Regions from separate parts of the Homo sapiens genome. Here region 2 is linked to region 1. Evidence: chromatin loops called from intact Hi-C (ENCODE). Cell type or tissue: PC-3. All regions are shown on one strand. Links, peaks and the distances in the headings refer to the core of each region. The heading gives the core; the rest is flanking DNA.

What was found. Hi-C counts contacts between places; a loop is a spot of excess contacts. Peaks named below come from ENCODE experiments on the same cell type or tissue, not always from the same donor. Only the 100,000 strongest peaks of a DNase experiment are listed, where the experiment ranks them.
Region 2: a loop joins it to region 1, with 18 times the contacts of the local background. A loop is called at or near these places in 5 of 110 quality-filtered maps.

What each region holds. Positions count from the first base shown.
Region 1 is chr7:145,164,185-145,174,533 of GRCh38, reverse strand. No RefSeq gene overlaps it. Among named protein-coding and RNA genes, the nearest start is that of TPK1, 330 kb to the right of the region's middle. In PC-3, for the core only: a CTCF peak has its summit at 4,427 (motif pointing left); no DNase peak of the experiment used is centred there; H3K27me3 peaks cover 1,006 bases.
Region 2 is chr7:146,084,408-146,094,756 of GRCh38, reverse strand. No RefSeq gene overlaps it. Among named protein-coding and RNA genes, the nearest start is that of CNTNAP2, 27 kb to the left of the region's middle. In PC-3, for the core only: a CTCF peak has its summit at 4,516 (motif pointing right); a DNase peak (open chromatin) is centred at 4,526.

The DNA.
Region 1 (10,349 bases), core at 937-8,936:
GTGGAGATAACTGGATACATTTAAGATAGGAACTGACAGAAGAGTTGGCAGGACTTGCTGACAGATGTGGAAAATATGAGCAATGAAATCAAAGGCAACTATTTATTTAGATAAAGAAAGGGAAACAAATTATTAGAAAGTGTTTGAAACCTTAGGCCTTTCATAATGCATTCATGGGGTTCAAGGATCCTTCATTTTTTTGAACAAATCAAGCAGGAGATAAGAAACATTTCAAGTATAATGACAAGGGTGATGTAATCTGGTTTCTGGCTCTTCACAATAGTAGGTGCTGGAAGAAAGTAAACTAGAAAACTAGATCATTCCACAACTGTTTAAGAAAATCTTAAAACTAAGACCTATTTGGGCCCATTTAAAATTATTAAATATGGAATGAATTCAAGTAAATTTTGTAATGATGCATTTATTAAACATTTTTTATGTTGCAAAGCATAGAGCTATTTTAAGACAACATAGAAGTAACCCAGCCTTCATGAAATATATTCTGGTGGGAGAAAATTGGCAATAAATAATTATCACAATTAATTATTCCAATTGTTATGAGGGAAACAAGGGAGAAATATGAGCCATTCTAGGAGGTCATTAAGGACTTATTTAAAAAGTGACATGTAAACTAAGGTCTGAAGGACTTAGCCATGAAGAAGCTGTGACCATCACTTGGATATAAAGTCATAACTCATACACTTACACTCAGCAATTTACTGACTACAGCCATAATGTCACCATCTTCAAATTCTGAAGAGAGAGCATCTCGTCAATTGATTGCCTGGTGTCAGGGCAGGTGCACATTCCTGACCCATTTGGTTGTGACTTGGGAATGAGAGTGTGCCAAAGGGAACAGGGGCCTGTATTTTCCAAGAACTAAAGGAGAAGCTGTTAAACTGGGAGAGATGTTGGGTATGACAGTAAATTGAATTATGTTTCTAATATAATCCTCTGCTCACCTTTTCATTCCCAGAGCTCAACAGAGTGCCAGGCATATAGGAAGCATTCAATGTTGAGTGATGGATTGATTAAATAAATGAATAAAGGCAATTAGACACAGAGCAGAAGGCAATTTTTGTCTCCTGCTAAGTAGTAAGAAAGTCTATATACCAGATCAATTATGGTCTTCTTCCAATATACTATACCATCACTTCCATCATCTTTTGGAATTGTGCCTCACTTACAGACAGACTAACAAAATTAAGTTAGAAATATTTTGATTATAATTGATACCTGATTTTTTTTTCATATCTGAATCCAGTGCTTCTCAGACTTTACAGAGCATAAGAATCACCTGGCAGCATATGTGAAAACGCAAAATCCTAGGTCTCACCCATTTTGGAAGAGCCAAAGGAGAACCCAAGAATATCTTTTTTTTTTTTTTTTTTTTTGAGACAGAGTCTCACTCGGTCACCAGGCTGGAGTGCAATGGCGCAATCTCACTGCAATCTCTGCCTCCCAGGTTCAAGCAATTCTCCTTCCTCAGCCTCCCAAGTAGCTGGGACTTCAGTTCATGCCAATACACCCAGCTAATTTTTGTATTTTTAGTAGAGACGGGGTTTCACCATGTTGGCCAGGATCGTCTCAAACTCCTGACCTCATGATCCGCCCGCCTCAGCCTCCCAAGGTGCTGGGATTAAGAATATGAATTTTAACAAAGATCTCAAGTGATTAAGATGTAAATGACCAAATTTACTTTGAGAAATACTGACCTCCAGTCATTCTCTTCCTAAGTCCAGTCTACCACAGATCTAAATGGTCCTGTGGGTTTCTTTGCCTTCCATTGTCATTGTCACTGACAACTTAGATATTATTTATCAGTTACATTCCAGTAGCCACGCATCTGTTCTTTCTTCAGTGTCTCTATGTCTCAATCCAACTTGTACTTTAATTTAATATATCTTCCCAAAACAATTTCTGGGCTAAAACAAAAAGTTCAAATAAAAAGTAGCAGAATCTAGTATGCTTCATTTCATCTACAAATTTGAATTCTATCTTTTCTCCAGTTTAGCCTCCTCAAACTTGAAGTCTTTTGCTTTACACGACTACAAAGGCATCCTACTTACCTGCTTTTCCAAAGAGTTTCCTGTTTTATGCGACGTAATACTCCCCAAAAGGAAACCTAAAAACAAGAATAGTCAGAAGTCTGGTTTTAATCCAGTGTTTTTCAAGCTGCTGTGCGAATGTGAGTAATTTCCTTAGCTTCTCTGGAATCCATTTGTTCCATCAGTAAAGATGCAGAATCAGCTTAAACTAGTGGCTTTCACACATTTTGATGACCACCCACTGTAAGACATAGGTCATGACAATGAAGTTTCACAAAACATCCACAAAACACTTACACTTACTGCATGTGATGGACTCTGATATTTTATCTTTCAATCTACTTTATTCTGTCATATTATTTCTTGCATAAAAATGCTAGTTGCAGCTTTCTAAATTGATTTCACAACACTCTACTATATCTGTTGGGGTGATCAGACCCAACACCAGGTCATGGGGGCAACAAAGTCCGGCGGAGTCAAAGGAATGAGAAAAGTCAGTATGAGAGAGAAAGTGGGTCCAGGGGGGCCAACGCAAGTATGGAGGCTGCGAAGGCCCTGAGCTCTGGAAGCCCAGACTATTTCTTGGTGTTCAAACAAAGAAACAGGTAGTGAGAATGTGGGGTTGAAAAGGAGCATTGCATTAAGCACATGATTTACAGCTGTGATGGTTTAGCATTTATATGGCCAATTCTAAGACACAATCGATCTAGGAGCCTGGGAGGGCTAGAAGCAAGGAGCCAGTAAGTCTAGACACATTCCGGAACCACGAGGGGTTTTACGCCCTGGGCTTAGATTATGGTGCATCAGGCCAGACTTCCACCCTTTGGCACAGAGCTTGGTGTGTCAAAGGCCACAAGCGGTTTTAGACCCTGGACCCCAGACATGTTCCAAGACTCTTTTACATTATGTCAGACATGCAAGCCCTGCCTCAGCTTCTCGCAACACTCAGCTTTTCCCAAAAAGATCACAGCTTCAGTCTGAAAAACACATAGATGATCTTTATGGTCTGCTCTAGTTCTAATGCTCTACGACAATGAATAAACAATAAGCTCTTTTACATAATTAACATGTCTTCCCAATTTATATATTTTTACTTTTATAAATAAACTCCAGGGGAAAAAATAGATTTCCTAAGGTTATCTGGCAACTCTGATAAAACAGTGTTGATACATGTTATAAATACATGAATTTAAAATTCATAAAGTTTAATAACAATGTAAGCCAATGGAAAAAAATTGGATTTATTTTCTTATTTTCCCTCTGATCCAGGTACAGACTGCATCTCAAGAATTCTTACCATGATTGAGGAAGAGGTACTAAGATTGAAGTGATGTTCCTTCATATTTTGGTTATATCACTGGTTATGTCCCTTGGCTCTCAGCCCTGACTTCACTGTAAAATCACCTGGGGAAGTAAAATAAGCAAAAAACACCCCCATTCTAAAACTATTAATTCAGACTATAAGAGGGCGGAACTGAATCATCAACATTTTTAAATCTCTCTGAGTGAGGACTGAGAAGAACTAGACTAGCTGACACACATCAAAAGCCACAGCACTCTGGCTGCCCAGTTTAGCCCAATGACAGAACACAAGGGTGATGGAAGCATTCTTGCTTGAATGTAACATTTCCATTTTATTCCCTTCCCTTACATTCCCCACAAGCTCTACACTAGTCTTCTCCTTCATCATCTTCATAATTCAAAATTGAGAACTGCTACCTACTGCAATTTAAGCAAAAGTGTCTTTAAATCCCAAATCTGCTCCATTGGCCCTGCTCACATACCTTAGGGTCCTTGAGTGCAAATGCCATTTGAGAAGGGCCACTGTATAAACTATTGATTCTTCTCTGTCTGTTCTCCAACTCACTCTGTAAGGTAGAGATGTAAACAGCTTACAGATGTGTCATTTTGAAGACCTGATAATAGGGGAGGAGTAACAACCAGTTCTCATCACACAGGTAAGCACTGGGAAAGGTGGGCTAAGAACAACTGGGGACTTTGGAAGACACAAGCAGAAGCCACAGACAGACTCAAGGGACTAAATAAAGGGTGTTAAGTCATGATTTGGCTTCAATGCCACAAAGCCGAAATTTTGAGTGAATCACTCATTAAAAAAATCCATTCAAGATAGAGAATAAAGATTAGGAGAAACGTAGCAAAAACAAATGTTTGTTTTCGGGGATTATAGTGCTTTTGGTTTTTGCTCTGTAGACTTAATTTTGTTATAGTGGTAAGTTTTGTTTATTAAGGAAAACAACTTATAGTTAATTGTTTACTTAATAAACAAGTGAATTGAATTTTGAGAAACAAGGGCTTTGTTTTGAATTCATAAATTCTCACGTCAGATGAAAGCCCCTGGGATTTATATGCTTCCTTATCGCCACCTTGTGTGCTTTAAAATAATGCAAGGGAAAGATAGCATAGTGCAACTTAGTTATATATGGAAAATCAAAGCTGGCGGCTAAGCAGTTTACTAACAGACAAATACCCTTGATGTAGCTCAATGAGCCCCAGATGTAATATGGGAACATCTCATTCAATAATGTGGCTTTCCCTGGCCTGCAGAAACTGATGTGAAAGGGCTTTCTTTTGTTTTGAGATTATGACACTTTGATGGTAATGTTATTTTAATATACAATAAAATTATATCATAAGTAGTATAATAAATGATAAAAAATAATTTTAATTTTTAATACTATTGGTGCAAAAAGGTGGCAGTGTTTTATTTCACTACATTTTGATTCCCTTACTTTGCAAAAAGTCAGGTTTCCTGGAGAAGGCTAAGAGAGGTATCAGAGAACTCAGGCACCGCCTCTTGCTTTCTCTCCTCTCCTCAGCATAAGGATAGGACTTTACTTAGGTTGAGTTGGTTCAAAAATCTGGACATGAGTGCAGGTGATATAGACGTCTCCTTAATGGAAATGTGTAGATGATCAATGCAACTGCTTCTGGAATGCCGAAAGGAATGCCACGGAAGGCTTGTGGTGAGCAAGAATCAAGCCTCTTCTCAATGCTGGCAGGTTTCTACCAGCTTGGAAGAGATCACCAACAGCCACGTGCTCTCTAGAGAAGCAAGGGGAAGGGAAAGCCACACTGAAATACTTTGCATCCCCTCATGCTCTGTGGGGCTCCCTCGTGCCTACTGATTTCTGTGCTGTGGTTATATGTACTGGGGCCGCATAGCAAGTGTGCGTGAGTGGGGTTTTGTGTGTGTTTGAGTGTGTGCAGGTGTGCCTGAGTGTGTGTGTGGGTGAGTGTAGCTGGCTGTAGGTGTGTGTGTATCTGAGTGTGTGAGGGGTGTGTTTGTCTGTGATTATGGCTGTGGCTGTGAGTGTGCATGAGTATCGGTGGTGTGGGTGACTGTGGGTGGAAATATGAGTGAGAGTGTGTGGGTGTGCGGGCTGTGTTTCTGTGGATATGTGTGAGTGTGGATATCAGCGTGGATGAGTGTAGGTGACTGTGCGTGAGAGCATGAGTTTGTGTGTGTGTAGAGGGGTGTTTGTGTGGGTGTGAGTGTGGGTGGCTGTGGATGTAAGTGTGTGTTTGAGTGCATGTGTGTGGAGGTTCTCTTCTTATCAACCCAACCCTGAACTGATAGCTCTATTTTACTGCTCTCTCTTTCCCCTTCACAATCTCATTTTGTGGTGGTTGTTGGATTTTTACTGGGCTATAAAATCTGCCAATCTGGGAACTATTGATAACAGTTGATGAAAATAACAGGCTGTGAAAGGAATGAGCAATTTTGGAGCCTTATTCCCTCTGGTTTCTTACCAACATGAGTGTACTCTATTAATTATGAAACATAGATGTCAGACCAGCAGATCCTGGTGAACGAGGCGGGTGGTGGGAGGGAGGGATTCATGAGAAATGGGAAGTGCACGTTACCTGAACGTGGGAAGAGAAGCTGAATTGGGAGCTCAAGGCAAAGGCTGAAGTCACAGTTTTACTTAGAATCATCCCCGCAGTTGTACAACAATCTGTGAGCATGGGCTTACAGGCACATTTCCTCAGCAAGAGACAAATTTTGGAAAGAAAAACCTCAGATCACAGAGGCACAGGTCACTAAATACAGTTTCTACCCCTTAGGTTGTATATAATAATGGTAATTCTTACCTCTTAGGTTTTAAATAATTGTGGCATTGATTGCTAGGTTGTTTTGCCCCTTTGGTCTTTATATTTTTCTTTAATCAATATTATAGTAAAAAGCTTAAGGAAAAAAATTAAAAAGCATTTTATGCTTTGAAACTCTGAAAATTTGCCTTATTATTAAAATATACATTCATTTTCTTAATTCTATTCACTTATATATTTAATATTCTTTAAAGTTCCTGATTATTCAAGAGATGCTTATTCTTTCTTTCAAACTCTTCCAGTGTCTATTGTTGGCAGGATTTTGACAGCCTCCAAAGCTTTAGCAAAACTCACCAAGTTGGTTTAATTCAGTAAAAGCCTCATTAATTTTACTAGATCAAGGAGAGTCTCTCTGCCAAAAATTAACCTATTTGGCACAGGAATGGTCCCTCTCTACCTGTAATTGTCATTTCTCCCAGATAACTGCAGTCAGACCATCACTTTCCTTTTTCTCCACCCACAAAGACAGAGATCCTTGCAACTTACAGAATGATCTACTATCTTACAATATTGGGATCATTTAAAAGGCCTTGTCTATATTTTCTCAAATATAGTCTATGTTGTTCCAAATATAGATTTTTTATTATAATAGAGTCATAGCAATAACCTATCTTTTAAAATCTCATTTTTAGCACTAATGTTAAAGTGCTATCAGTGATATTTATTTCAGGTCCTTCCTTTAAACTAAATAGTTATTTCTATTTGCAGAAAATGAAGGAAGTTGCTAACATATTTCAAGGGAAATCTTTTTTGCCACTGATTTAAGCAGTAATTGGAAACAGAAAAGGAGCATGCATGAAAAGCAGTAATACTACTTTCTTATCCTGCAATCACTGAAGAGTGGGGAATTGTGTATTATTTGATTTTTTTATTAATACTTGTAAAGGCAATATGTCAAATTTGAATACTTCTGTTCCCTTTCATCAAATTAGGTTCTCATTGCTTTTTTAGCAGCTCTGGCTTACAAAGCTTAAGTTATATTTGTAAAATGAACAGTTAAGTGTTCTATTGTTGAGAAAAATTTACATTGGAATGAAGATATATTACTTAGAATCATAAAGTGATTGAGCTAGAAGGCAACTTAGAGATAATACACCCTAATGCTCACTCTGAGTTTTTATTTTATTATTTCACAGATGAGAAAACTGAGTCCCAATGAATTGCTTAATTCCACAGATCTACTCAGCAGAGGGAAGAATTTACTTCATTTTTCAAAGAAGTCAGTAATGTATATTGCCTTAGATTAAGTACCTCAAAAGTAAAGTTTATTTTCAAACTCTATCAATAATGGTAATATTCAGTATATGTCTGATGTTTAATGAATATTATTTCCTATAGTCTTATGATTATTACATTCTTTGCAGGATAAATGGATAACAAATGAAGTCGTTAACATTACTGAGTTATTCAGAGATACCTATAATATAAATAAAATCAATATTTTCAAATTTTTTATTAATCAAATTCCTTGGGTTTTTATGTTGCTGACAAGATTTTTAATAAGTAATTGACTTTTGAGATTAAATTATATTCTTATCTAAACCTAATATAGGCAGAAATATAGAAGAACCTCCATGAACAACAGAAAAATCCTTGAACCTTGAGTTCCTGGGGCAAGTCAAAGACAGACCAAAGTGCTTAAGGTGACCTACCTCTTTTTGAGAACAGAAATGCCCTAACTCCCAGCTCGCACTTTGCAAAAGAAATGTTACCTTTGTGTCAGTCATGAACAAACTGCTTCTTTAAGTAGCTTCAGGCTTTTAAAGTCCCTGAGACTGGCCCTTAAGAATTGTTACAACATTTATTATTTGACCTTTTTCCTAAAACTTTCAGATCCCCAACGCTTAACCTCATCATGTAGTAGGACTTGGTGTTTTCTTGCAGATAAAGCAGGCTTCACCAACTTGTATTAATGCAACAGGGTTGAGATTAATCCTGGCCTTTTGTTTTAGAAACAAAACTTTCAAAGGACAAAGAAACTCAAAGTCACAGTATTATTTCAAAAACATTATTTGGAATCTCTCCAACAAGTTAACAGCTTACACCAAAGAAAGCCCCTTTGGTCTTTTCCCCTTCTCTCATACTGGAGTTGTTGCTAGTATATTGCAAACTTAGTTAGGTGCCTCCTAGCTTGCCCTTCAGCTGCCATGTGTAGAAAAATATTTGTCTCAGGAGCAGGGAAGACGGTCCAAGATGCCTATAACCAGCTGAGACATTTAGCTCAGGGAGGACTCATTCATGCCTTGTTTAAAATCAAGGTTCTATTAGGTGTGCTTTGCATAGATCTGCCAGGTCCAGGGCGCCTTTCACGAAATCAGGTTGCACAGTCAGCAACAGGAATTCATAGGAAAAAATAGATTATACTTTTTCTCTTAAGCAAGAGAAACACTTGCTTAACAATTGAATCAAAACAAAGCCAAAACCAAATAAAAGGCATTGGTCTCAACTATCAACCCATCATCTAGGTTTTAAGCCCCGCATGCATTAGGTATTTGCTCTAATGCTCTCCCTCCCCTTCCCCCACCACAAACCACCATGGCACATGTATACCTATGTAACAAACCTGCACGTTCTGCACATGTATCCCAGAACTTAAAGTAAAATAAAAATAAATAAATAAATAAACGACTAAACAATTTTTAAAAAAACATTGGTTTATCTGGAATTACCTGAGTTTTCTTACATGATAATGATCAACCAGAAGACTGAGTCAAAGTCATTTGGTTGGTCAAATCAGCTTCTATCTGAAGTTATATCACTTTCGAGAAAGATAAACCCCAAGAAAAGCTTTTATATAAGAGATTTTATTTGGAAAATGTGTAATCGAGTTGAGATGGCCTTTGGAGAAGCAACATTTCATAGGAATAAACTTCCTGGCCTCTTAGGTTGTTTTTGTCCCTGAAAAGAAAAGGAAAAAATATCATTCAATTTCCAAAGGTTCAACTAAAATTAATAAGATTTTAAAACCTTCTTTCCTGTCTTTGAGTTTTTGAGTCATTGAGTTGCCAAGCCTGCTGTTAAACTTTTAGCTCACAGTTGCACCGTATTTAATACCTTTTCTAATAATAAAGTAAAAGGAAGAGGAAATCTGAAGTAGTGTGCCCCAAACTTAGATATAATGAAACATTTTAGTTTCTTTTTTTATAAACATTCTCAAATGTATTAGTATATTTAATCAATTGAAAGCTATTAATTTCTTCTGCAAATATCGTCTGAAAGCTCAGGCCTGGGAGTGTTCTAGGCTCTTGAGCTACAGTGGTGATCAAAATGAACAATGCCCTTCTTCCTAGGCCACACTGCGAAATGGGAGAGTAAATATTAAATTAATAATCATCAAACAACTGAGTGACCAATACTCCACCACTTGGGCCAGGCACATTGGCTCATGTCTGTAATCCCACCACTTTGGGAGCCCGAGATGGGTGGATCACTTGAAGCCAGGAGTTCAAGACCAGCCTGGCCAACATGGCGACACCATGTCTCTACTAAAAATACAAAAAAAATTAGCTTGGCGTGGTGGTGCACACCTGTAGTCCCAGCTATTCGGGGGGCTGAGGCACAAAAATTGCTTGAACCTGGGAGGCAGAAGTTGCAGTGAGCTGAGATTGTGCCATTGCACCTCAGCCTGGACAACAGAGTGAGACTCCATCTCAAAAAAAAAAAATACTCCACCATTCGAATTACAGTTCTGGGGTTATGGAAAGGAGCTTATGAAAAGAGTGGCAGGGAAGAGTCCTCCAAGGAAGCAGCACTTCAGCTGAAGCCTGAAGAATGGACAGAAGAAGACCAAAGACTAGTCGGAGGAGAATGTTCCAGACAGAGGAGGCTCTGAGGGGGAAAGGTTAGGTTTGTCTAGAAACTGAAAGTGCTTATTTCATCAAATAGTGATTTTGAGGCAAAGGTATAAAATGTGTTTGAAGGGTTTAAAAAGCCTTCTCTGACATGAAAGGATTTGGGTCTTTATCCTAAATGCAACAGGAAGTGATAAGAGAGTAATTAACTTTGTTTCACACAGGCCTACACTGTGACTTCCATGGGTCTTAGGCATCTTTGTCAGTCCCTTCCTCTATAAGATACGTAGAAGATACAGCAGTAATAGACACATATATAATAGATAGACACATATATATATTGTATTATAATATTGGCAAAAAGATTAATACAATCCAG
Region 2 (10,349 bases), core at 816-8,815, 920 kb before region 1:
TAGATTTTAAAATGTTTTCCTAACACTTAACAGAGAGTCTGTCATTGACTCAAACTATCATTAAAACAACAGCAAAAGCCAAAGAAAGAGAGAAAAAGTGTAAGGGCTCTCCCACAAATGCCTCAGGTGACCAGAAGAGAAAGGCAGACGGCAGCCTCTGTGCTCAGTGGCAGCCGGCCAGCTTGGCCAGAATTGGCCGGAGATCCATGACCCTTTGGCTCTCTTGGGAGAGTGTAAAGTTCTGTCAGCTCATCCATTCGAATAATTAGCAAAAGATATTATTTCCCTGCTCCATCTGCTTGCATTTTTCCTAATAATTGGAACACTGAATAATGTTTCCAAGTCCTTCAGCTCTCTGCCACCACAACTGGGGAAAGACCCAAGACTGAGACAATAGTCAGGAAATTAAGTCTTCCCATGTGAGAGGCATCCATGAGAATATGAGATCACCACCGCAAGCAGAGGTACATCAGGGCTCAGAAGTCCAGGAGTTTTGTGAGTGTGAGGTGGCAGAGATCATTCCACTTTGAAGTTCACAGCCTGCAGCCTTCACCATAGACAGGTGTCTTGAACATACAAGGCTTAGGAACCATGATGCTTACAGGAAGGGGAAGTGTTAAATCTTGTACTCAATCACAAATCAACTTTAAGAAATTGCCTTATAATACTGGGTTGGGAAGCTTGATATATATATGTATATACATATATCGTATTATATATATGTATATATGTGCGTATATACACACACACACACACAAATACACACACGTATATATAAAATCCTACAGCGGTGGTACTCTTATGGATATTCCATTATGGATTTCCCCAGACAGGGACTATGACTCTGCCTTCCTCTGCATGGTACCTAGTGCAGGGCAATGCATGATGGCACACTCAATTAAGTCCAGTTGACTGGGTGACTGTAAGTGCTTCAAACCAGCGAAAAATAGAAAGAATCAAAGTGGAGTGTATGTTTGCATTTTGCTATTAATGTTAAATTACCTTTTCAACTCTAAGGCCCTTCTCACTTTGTTTCTTCACTTGGGACTGTGAGGGTGAATCTCAATAAAAGAAATGATTAACACTCATCTCAGTGTTCGTTCACTCCATGCGTTTTATTATCTACCACGTGCCAGTATCGGAGATGCCTGATTGACTCCATTTCTGCAAAGCAACCACTATAGTTTTAAGAAGTAAAGTGTTCTAATATTTGTCAATGTCGATATATTCAAAAGTAAGTTAGCAGCGATTAACATTTGTACTGATTTCTATGACATTTAGAAGATTTTATATTAATAAATTGTAAGAGGAAGTGGTTATTTAAAAACTAAATTCATTCTCCTGAAAATACATGTTTTTACTGAGAGTTCATTCTACCCAAGATACTTTTTTTTCTTCTTCAGATAGCATATAAGTTATAAAACTGGGACAAACACTTAGTTTTTCAGATATGTTGTCAAATGTTTTTTCTACTATTCTTTCTACTCCCTATCATGTAAGAATGGAGCTACTATTTACTTTTTTGAAAAGAACAATTTTCCTTTATAAAAAAGATTCTCTTAAACATTGCTTTCATGTTGCAATTAACATGTGAAAGGATTTAAAACAGAAACATCTCTCTATTGCAAGCAAAGTTTCAGTGTCTATAACAAGGAAATGAAATAAAGTACGATAAATGCATTTCAATGGTCAATTTAAATACTATAGTTACATAATGTTTAATAAATTTAACCTACTAATAGGAAAACATCATTTGTGGATTTCTATTTTATTTGAGTTTCAGCTCCTTCAAAAAGTAATATGGAAAACAATAAGTCAATTTCTACGTAGGATAAAGTGACCACATGGGCAAAGTTAAATTGTTATATATTTTATAAATATAACCTATTTGCTCATCAAGTCATCTGAATTTTTTCCTGAACATCTCTTTTTTTAAATAAAACTTCTCCCACTAAAGTAGGTACATTATTGAGATATATTATATGCCATTTTAAAATATGTTGTCTTTCTGTAGGTTTGATGTCACTGCTTTATGCTACCTTTATGCCCATTAGGAAGCAAAGTTGAACTCGATTTTAAAATGTAATGTCTTTACAAGAATCCATGTCTTCAACACTTCATTTTGTAGATCAGTATAATGAGGCTTTAAAGTTTAATAAACAGGCCAATATAACAGAACTAAATTTGGAATCTGGGCCTTGTGTATCCACATTATGTTATCATCCACTGAGATGCTGGTAGATGTTTAAAGCTAGCTCCCTAGAGTAAAAAGCCTTGAATTGTAACATATGTTGATTTTCATGCTGTAGATACCCTCACCAAGGCTGATTTAAACGTATTACCATGACATCACTGAATAAGGAGTTACAAAGGGATATACAGTAGTTCATCATTTTACATTATTTCCGTCATATTGTTGAAATAGACATACATAATCTCAAAAGCATAAATAATAAAACATTTAAAATTAGAAATTGGTGACTTTTTAATGTTAGTATATAATTGTTTTTTATAGAATTTATTTAATTGTAAAGGCATATAACCTTTAAGAAATTAAGAATGGCTGTGTTTAACAACTGACTGCTTCCTGACTATTTAACACTTGGGTCATACAGCTCTCATAAGCTGGTACAAGCTGATCCCATCACACCACTGGGTCACCAAAACTACTGATGTGTCATTTTGGGTGGCTGAAAATGTTTCCAATATGAATCTTCTCAATTTTCTTTTCATTGGCATGTGATGAAAAAAAAGAGAAAGAGAGAGAAGAGAGAAATAGTTTGATATCTATATCAAATTGGGCACAAGTGATATAAGCTGCAGGACTGAAAATGTTTAAATTTTAGGCCATTGCCTGAAGTTTCTGAAAAAATAGTCACTTACTCAGCATTTTTTTTAACCTATGAGCACACACACACACACACACACACACACACACACACACACACACACGCACGCACCATCTTATCTCTCCATTTTATGCTTCTTGGTCCTGGGTTTCCAGGCTTGCAAACTTGTTTAGTCTGTATGAACATTTGCTAGAATTCAGTCCCAGAGTTTTCATGTAAAAACCTTTGCTGATTAAGTATAACACTTATACTGCAGAATCATCACCATGTTACAATGTATAAGAGAACCTAATTATATTTAATGGTGAATCTGTACGCATATTGTCATTAATGTCGTTAATTACATATTAATGTCATTTCCTCCTATGAGCTACATTATTTTTCCAGATTCTATTTTGCTGTGATTGTTTTTTGCCAAGCAAAATTCATTGTATGGGTTGATGTTTGATTCATGTGGTTAAAAGTTTACACTAGGTAAACTGAGAATAGGGTAGGGGTTTTACACAAGGAGCATAAATGTACCAAAGCGGAAATGAAATTTGGAGTGATATAAAAGGTTCTTAGAAAAGTGGATTATGGCAACAACAGAAGCCATCAATTATTATTGGCCCTCAAATACAAGTATGGGGAAATACATTTTATTCAGCGGTGTAGGGGAAATGTTAGCATATAGGTGGATACTTCTGGGTAACTCACTCTCTGCCTAGTATGGAACAGCAGTGGGTCACTAATGAAACCGCCTTCATGAGTACATATCAGTGGCATGGGTGTTAGGCTTCTGAGGACAAAGCAGAGAAAACTTAGCCAGTCATCAGATATGGGGTTATGAAATTGACAAGCACCAAGCAGTCCTGAAAACTCTGGTAGCGTATGCAATAACCTTTAAAATTCTTTGCAATCCTCCAACTCTGATTTCACTGTATTATTGTTGGCATGATGATTACTATCTGGGGAGGTGATCCTGATGTGCCAGATGGTAAAATGAAACTCCGAGGCCATGACTAGCATCATGAAAGAGCAGATTGGCAGCTCTCCTGCAATCTGATAGGTGCTGGGAAGGCCTGAAATATCCTAAAACAGCTGCTCTTTGGTGTATCATCAAGCTTAAATTTACAATATTGGAGATTTATATTTTTGGGTCTTGAACGAGTACCTTGATGAAGAGGCAATATAGCAGGGGAAAAGATTTTAAAAAGGTAAAACTGCACTAGTTATTCCCAACTCATGGAAGACAGGAACTCTGTTTTCAAATCAAGACATTTAGATGAGAGAGCAACTCCACCTCACATGGATATTGGATAGAAACTAGATAAAAGTTCCAGCAGGGACGATGCATTTTCAGTGACCCCAAGATTAGACAAAGGTCATAAATAAAAGGAAGAATCAGCAGGAGAAGCTTTTACAAGGGTTGACCCTCTTTACAGGACAAGCTTTGATTAATCTGATCTAGCCAAATTTTATATTCATCTGTGTAAGGGATTTTTCACATTTTACAAACTATTCAGATTGTAAAATATATGTCAGAATAGTCTTGACCACAGTATCAGGCAACAGAAACAAACACACACACACTTTCATTTTATAAAATGAAATGTGTGGTTTACATTTATTCTAGAACAGATGAATAAAAAAGACGAAAAGTACAGTGAATATCCACTAGGTGGCGAGTGTGCTATGTCCCACTCACCTGCTTAAGGTGGAGCTGTTTCATCTTGTTCATCAAGATCTTATCAGATTTTGTTGTGGCCAAACAGATAGATGTCTGAAGTGGATTTTAGAAGCCAGATAATAGTTTCCAATTATTAGAGAGTAACTCGCCTTGTGAATTAGAAGCCTTCCCCAACCACTGAGCAACATGAAGGGCTATTTATTAGATCACTATGTGTTTTAATACCACTGGTCACCGCTGCCAGGCTTTTCATCTGAACTCTGCTCTGGTTATATTCCCAATATCATGCAATCTGGAGTTAAGAGCTCTGTCCTGGGCTACAGATTCTTTCCTGTAATTTTCCTCGTAATAACGACTGTTAATCAACCAAATGGACCTGAGATCCTCTCCCTTTGGCACTTTACAAGTCTTCGTTCTTTCTTTACAGCCCTCTTATGTGAAGTACCACATTTTAAGCACTACACACAGAGGATTAATAATTGTAGGCTTGGAAGATAAGATCAGCTGATAGGGACATGTACCTACTCAAAGTTACACTACAATGACACTTTTGCCTTAGAAAACTTCTCATTTATGAACCCTTTTTGGGGGCAGGAGTAATTTGCATTAATTTGATGTACCCATTAGACAAAATGTAATAGTGATCTTTACACTTTCTTAGGTGTATTCGCTTTCAATTTGACTTAGTTAACAAGAATTGCTTTCTTCCCAGCTTACAATGAACTCTAATCATTTGTCTTGTATCCTTTATTTTTCTTTACCTCTTTGATTTATCACATAACAATAGAAAAATTACAAAAGTAACATGATCCTTATGTAGTAATGCTGAAATATTTTTTTAAGAATGTCAATTATAATGTTAATCTTGAATCAAATTGTTTGTCATTCTCTTTCTAAAGTTCATTTAGACTTAGCACATTGTGATTTCTGATTATCATTTGTGCAAAATATTATAGAGAAGTCAAAATATAAAGAACACAGATCACTTGAAAAATCAGGGTAGAAAAATATCAATAATGTTATGTAAGTCAATTATTAAAGTAACATCTACATCAATTTCATAAACAATAAATAGACATAAAGGAGTCTCTTTACTCTTAAGTTAGTTCCCCTAAAAAGCCAACTCTAGCTTCTGAGCACTCTGAATTATCTGCTTTTCCTCTCTGGGCAATGTCCTTATTTGCTAAAAGCTCCCAATTCTGTCAAATTAGAAAGTAACTCACCTTAATTTATTAATCGCTTATACATTCCTATTTTTCCTTAACAGGATTTACTTAAGAATAAAGAAATGCCTTAGAAGGAATTTTTAATGCTAATGTCTTGGGCAATAATCAGAGTATTCTTCCACATGCCAGGATCATGAATGTTGATATGCCAGCCAGCAAAGACGTGTGCTCCTCTGAAGATTCTCCATAATGGGAGGCTTAGATCAGAGCTGTGGAGAAACAGCCCATTAGAATCCTGGCTCCACCACCAGTAGCAAAAACTAAAGAAAACAAAACGAAACAAAAACATTGTGCAAAACAAAACAACAACAAAATGCTACTTGTGCAAAAATAGTGGTTTTGCACAAGGTGCTAATATTTCTGAACCCCTGCTTCCTACTATGCTAATAGGCAGGTGTGGGAGGGGATAATAATACCTAATACATAGAGTTGACGGAAACTGAAATGAAACAGTACATTGACTTAACACTTTCCTTGATAAAGAGTAAGTTCTGAATCAATAGTTACATTATCAGTTTTTACTAATGTGATGAAACATGGATCAGATAAAAAGCAGGATATATCACCATTGTAATTTGATTTTATCCTAATTTCCAAGAAAAATAAATTTAAAATATTTAAAAAACGATATTAACTTAATCCCATTGCAGTGCACATAATTTTAGTGACTTTTTAAATTACAAACAGAAAAACTTGTTATCAAGCCATTCAATACTTGAAAACTGTACTTAAGATTATTTACACAAAATAATATTTTTCAGTATTTTCCTCTACTTTAGTCATTTAAAATTTCTCTAACTGGTGGGGCGCGGTGGCTCACGCCTGTAATCCCAGAACTTTGGGAGGCCGAGGTGGGGGATCATGAGGTCAGGAGATCGAGACCATCCTGGCTAACACGGTGAAACCCCATCTCTACTAAAAATACAAAAAATTAGCCAGGCGTGGTGGCGGGCGCCTGTAGTCCCAGCTACTCGGGAGGCTGAGGCAGGAGAATGGCGTGAACCCAGGAGGTGGAGCTTGCAGTGAGCTGAGATCGCACCGCTGCACTCCAGCCTGGGCGACAGAGAGAGACTCCGTCGCAAAACAAAAACAAAAACAAAACAAAACAAAATTCTCTAACTATATCAAAGCTTAATATGAAGAAAATATAATTTGAATATTAATTGAATATTTTAAAGAATGTATAAGATATAGTGGAAAAATATATTTGAAAAACAATGAAAAGAGTTGTTATCGTTGTATAAGATAAATTAACTTTTTAAAGTTTTAAAATAATTTGTAATAAAAAACCCTGAACATGTTATGAAAAATAGAATTTATGTTTTTATAATAGTTAATATTGCAGTAAAAACTCTATCATTTTACAAATAAGGATACATTGGAGAGTAACCCACATAACTAGCAACGTTCTGTAGACAAACATTCTACTCAGTCAACAAAGTCATTACTCAATTAATTATTTAAGTGCAGTAAGTGATTATAAATTGTATATTGCTTGAGATTCATGCAGATTTGCTTCTCAGGATCTAGCAACTGCCTACTTAATATATGGTACTTAAAATGAAACAAATTATTTTTCTTTCATTTTAAATACAAGTCTTTTTACAATAACTTTTTATATTTTAATAATATTTGATTTAAAAACACAAGTGGCAAACTATGAAAACATGCTTAAAACATGTAGTTCAAATATCCATAAAAATTTCACTTGGCTTATTGAACTTGTCCCTGAAAAATTTATGACTGTTACAAAGAAATGATATCTGGTACGCATGCTCAGAAGTAAACATTTAAAAAGTGTCAATTTGCATATCTGGGGGCTTCTGTATCTACTCTATTTTCTGAAATATATTTAAACATATGTTTATCTTTCTATTTCTTCATACAAATATGAATATCATAGGTCCTGTGATCTCCATGATAAATGATGTGCATCCCTGTAATCTAGATGTATGTACATCTGACCATAGCAAAAAATAAACCAAATATAATCCCAATATATATGTAAAAACTTCACCATTTATAAAAATGTCCCCAAACACACACATGGATCAGTACGAGGTGAATTTACATAGAATGATTCTTGGACAGGGATGCTTGGCACATAAGCAGAGAGAAGAAGGAGAGACCGGTATGATAGAGACGAGTGCATTAGAGACAGTGGGCCACAAAAGAAAAGCTTCCATCCATGATTTTATTTCCAGTCTTCCTGTGCCTAGCTATATTTCCCTTTCCCTTAGGTGACGAATCCGCAATAGATCCCATTAGCAATTTCTCTATTTTGAGCTTAGCTAACTTAAGTGGTTTTCTGCTTCAGGCAAGTTAGATGGGTTTCTTAATATTGTTTCTAAGCATGTAATATTTCTTAGGGATGTATTGTTGCATTAGATCACATAGTATCCCTAAATTAAACTATTTTGAAAGCATATTTTACTAAGTTCATAATATGTAAAACCCCTTTAAACATTATGCTGTAATATGACTGCAGTATTGAAAATAAAGACATTTTAATAGACATGAAAATTTTAATGGACATTAAAATTATATAGATACAACGCTACCTTTTACTCCCATTTAATTATGTACTACATAAAAATACAGTAGAAATCATTGCCAAAAATTTAATAAAAAATTGAATTTACCTGAAAATATCAGTTGTTTCTGATCTTTCTGTAGAATTATCTATCTAGTTATTTTGCATAATAAACATATATTACCTTGTATTAAATCCATATCAGATTTATGAAGGGTCGATGTTTAATTTAACTGCTTAAATGAAAGATATTACTGATTATAATCTATATTAAGATTTATATCCAAAATTTTGTTACAGATTAGAGATAAAAATCATAATTATTATTAAATAATATTTTTCCATGGCTCTTGGAGGAGATATAATTCATTTTCACTTAACGAATATAACCAATAGTTTTGGAATCAAAGTGAAGGGACTATTAAAAACAATAAAAGGAAAACTAAGTACCAAATACAATTTCAATACCTTATTGCTAGGAGCAATTGGTAGACCATGACTACTTAAAATACACAAAAATTCAGTAATAATATAAAATATTTTTTCCAATACTTACATTTCTCAAGCTAGGTTTACAAATTTGGAAAAGTGGCTTTATATTTTAAGACTGTTGGGGTAAAAATTTCAGCATTGATTTACCATGTTACTTACAGAGACAATTTTCCTCGAAATGGCTTTGGGAAAAATATGCTGCTACAAAAGCAAATCTAAAACAAATCAGAAAATATATTAATGTGAAATGGTGGAAATAGTGGCTTCAGCTCTGTGAAATTACTATTTTTGTAGGTAAAAAATGGCAAGGTCATATGGTTCAATGTAAAAAAAATGCATATATATGTATGATCTATTATGTAGACAAGATTTGGAAATAAATTTTAAAAGAATAAAAATAGTTATGTTTGAGGAGTAGAAGTATCCACAGTTTAGAGAACTTATTTCAAGTCATATTTTAACCTTATAGATTTTCATATTTTTTAAAAGTATAATTTTTTGATAATATTATTGATGACTCTTGTGCCACTCAATTTTTATTCTAAAAGCCTTTTTCTGCTGCTTAGTAATCTACTGTCAGTAAACAGACTAAAAGTCCACCCAGCAGAATAGATAGTAACTTTGTGTGCTCATATACAATACAATATCATGGCACTGTTATAGAATCTAAATTATTGTATAAAAACCGTAAACTTACAGGTATGTGATTTAGAGATCTGTTTTTCATCTAAATTTATTTGAACAGGTTCTATTTTTTTTTTAAGTCCTGGCAAACAAACTACTTTAGAAGCTTAAAACATTTCAGCAGTTTATTATTACAGAGAAGCTACATCTGGTATAAATGATTATTAGTGGTTGTCAGAAATGCATTATTAATTCACTGGATCGTGCTTTTCAATATTAATTACCCATGGCATGGTTTTTCAGATCCAGTCTCATTAATCACAGGCCCCAGGCCAGTATGCTAATTTGAAGTCTATGTAAGAATTAGTAAATATTTGTTCCTCGGTAATACAGTAATAAAACCATGAACTAGAGTATATCATGACTGAAGACTGTTGCTATAGAAGGTCAAATATTGGATAACTCTAGCCATCTGGGAAAGTCTTTATTTCTCCATAGAGTACATAACATCCCAGTGGTTTGTCCCAAATAATTGAGATTATTCATGTGAGTCACAAAGTAATCTGGGTGTTTTGGTTGTTTACATGTTCTCTTTCCTGCTTGCTTATCTGTTTTTAGAATCCAACAATGTTATTTCATTAATTCCCAATGAATGAAGAATTTGAAATATGAAGTATAATGAGCAATGTATGATCCAGGATCTTAGTTAAAGAAGAGTCTCTCTCTTAATTACAGGGAAATGTGCAGAGAACATTTCTTGCCCTGTACACTTCACTCTCATGTGTTAAAAATAACTGACACACTCCCTAGGAATTATTGCAGATTATATCTGAGGAACTGATTCTTGGGACATAGGCTTAAAGGACAGTTAGGTCGTTATTCTTCATGAATACCTTTCCAATATAAATTTCAAAAATTGTCTCTTAAGAACAGTTTTTCGTATCTACTGTGTCATA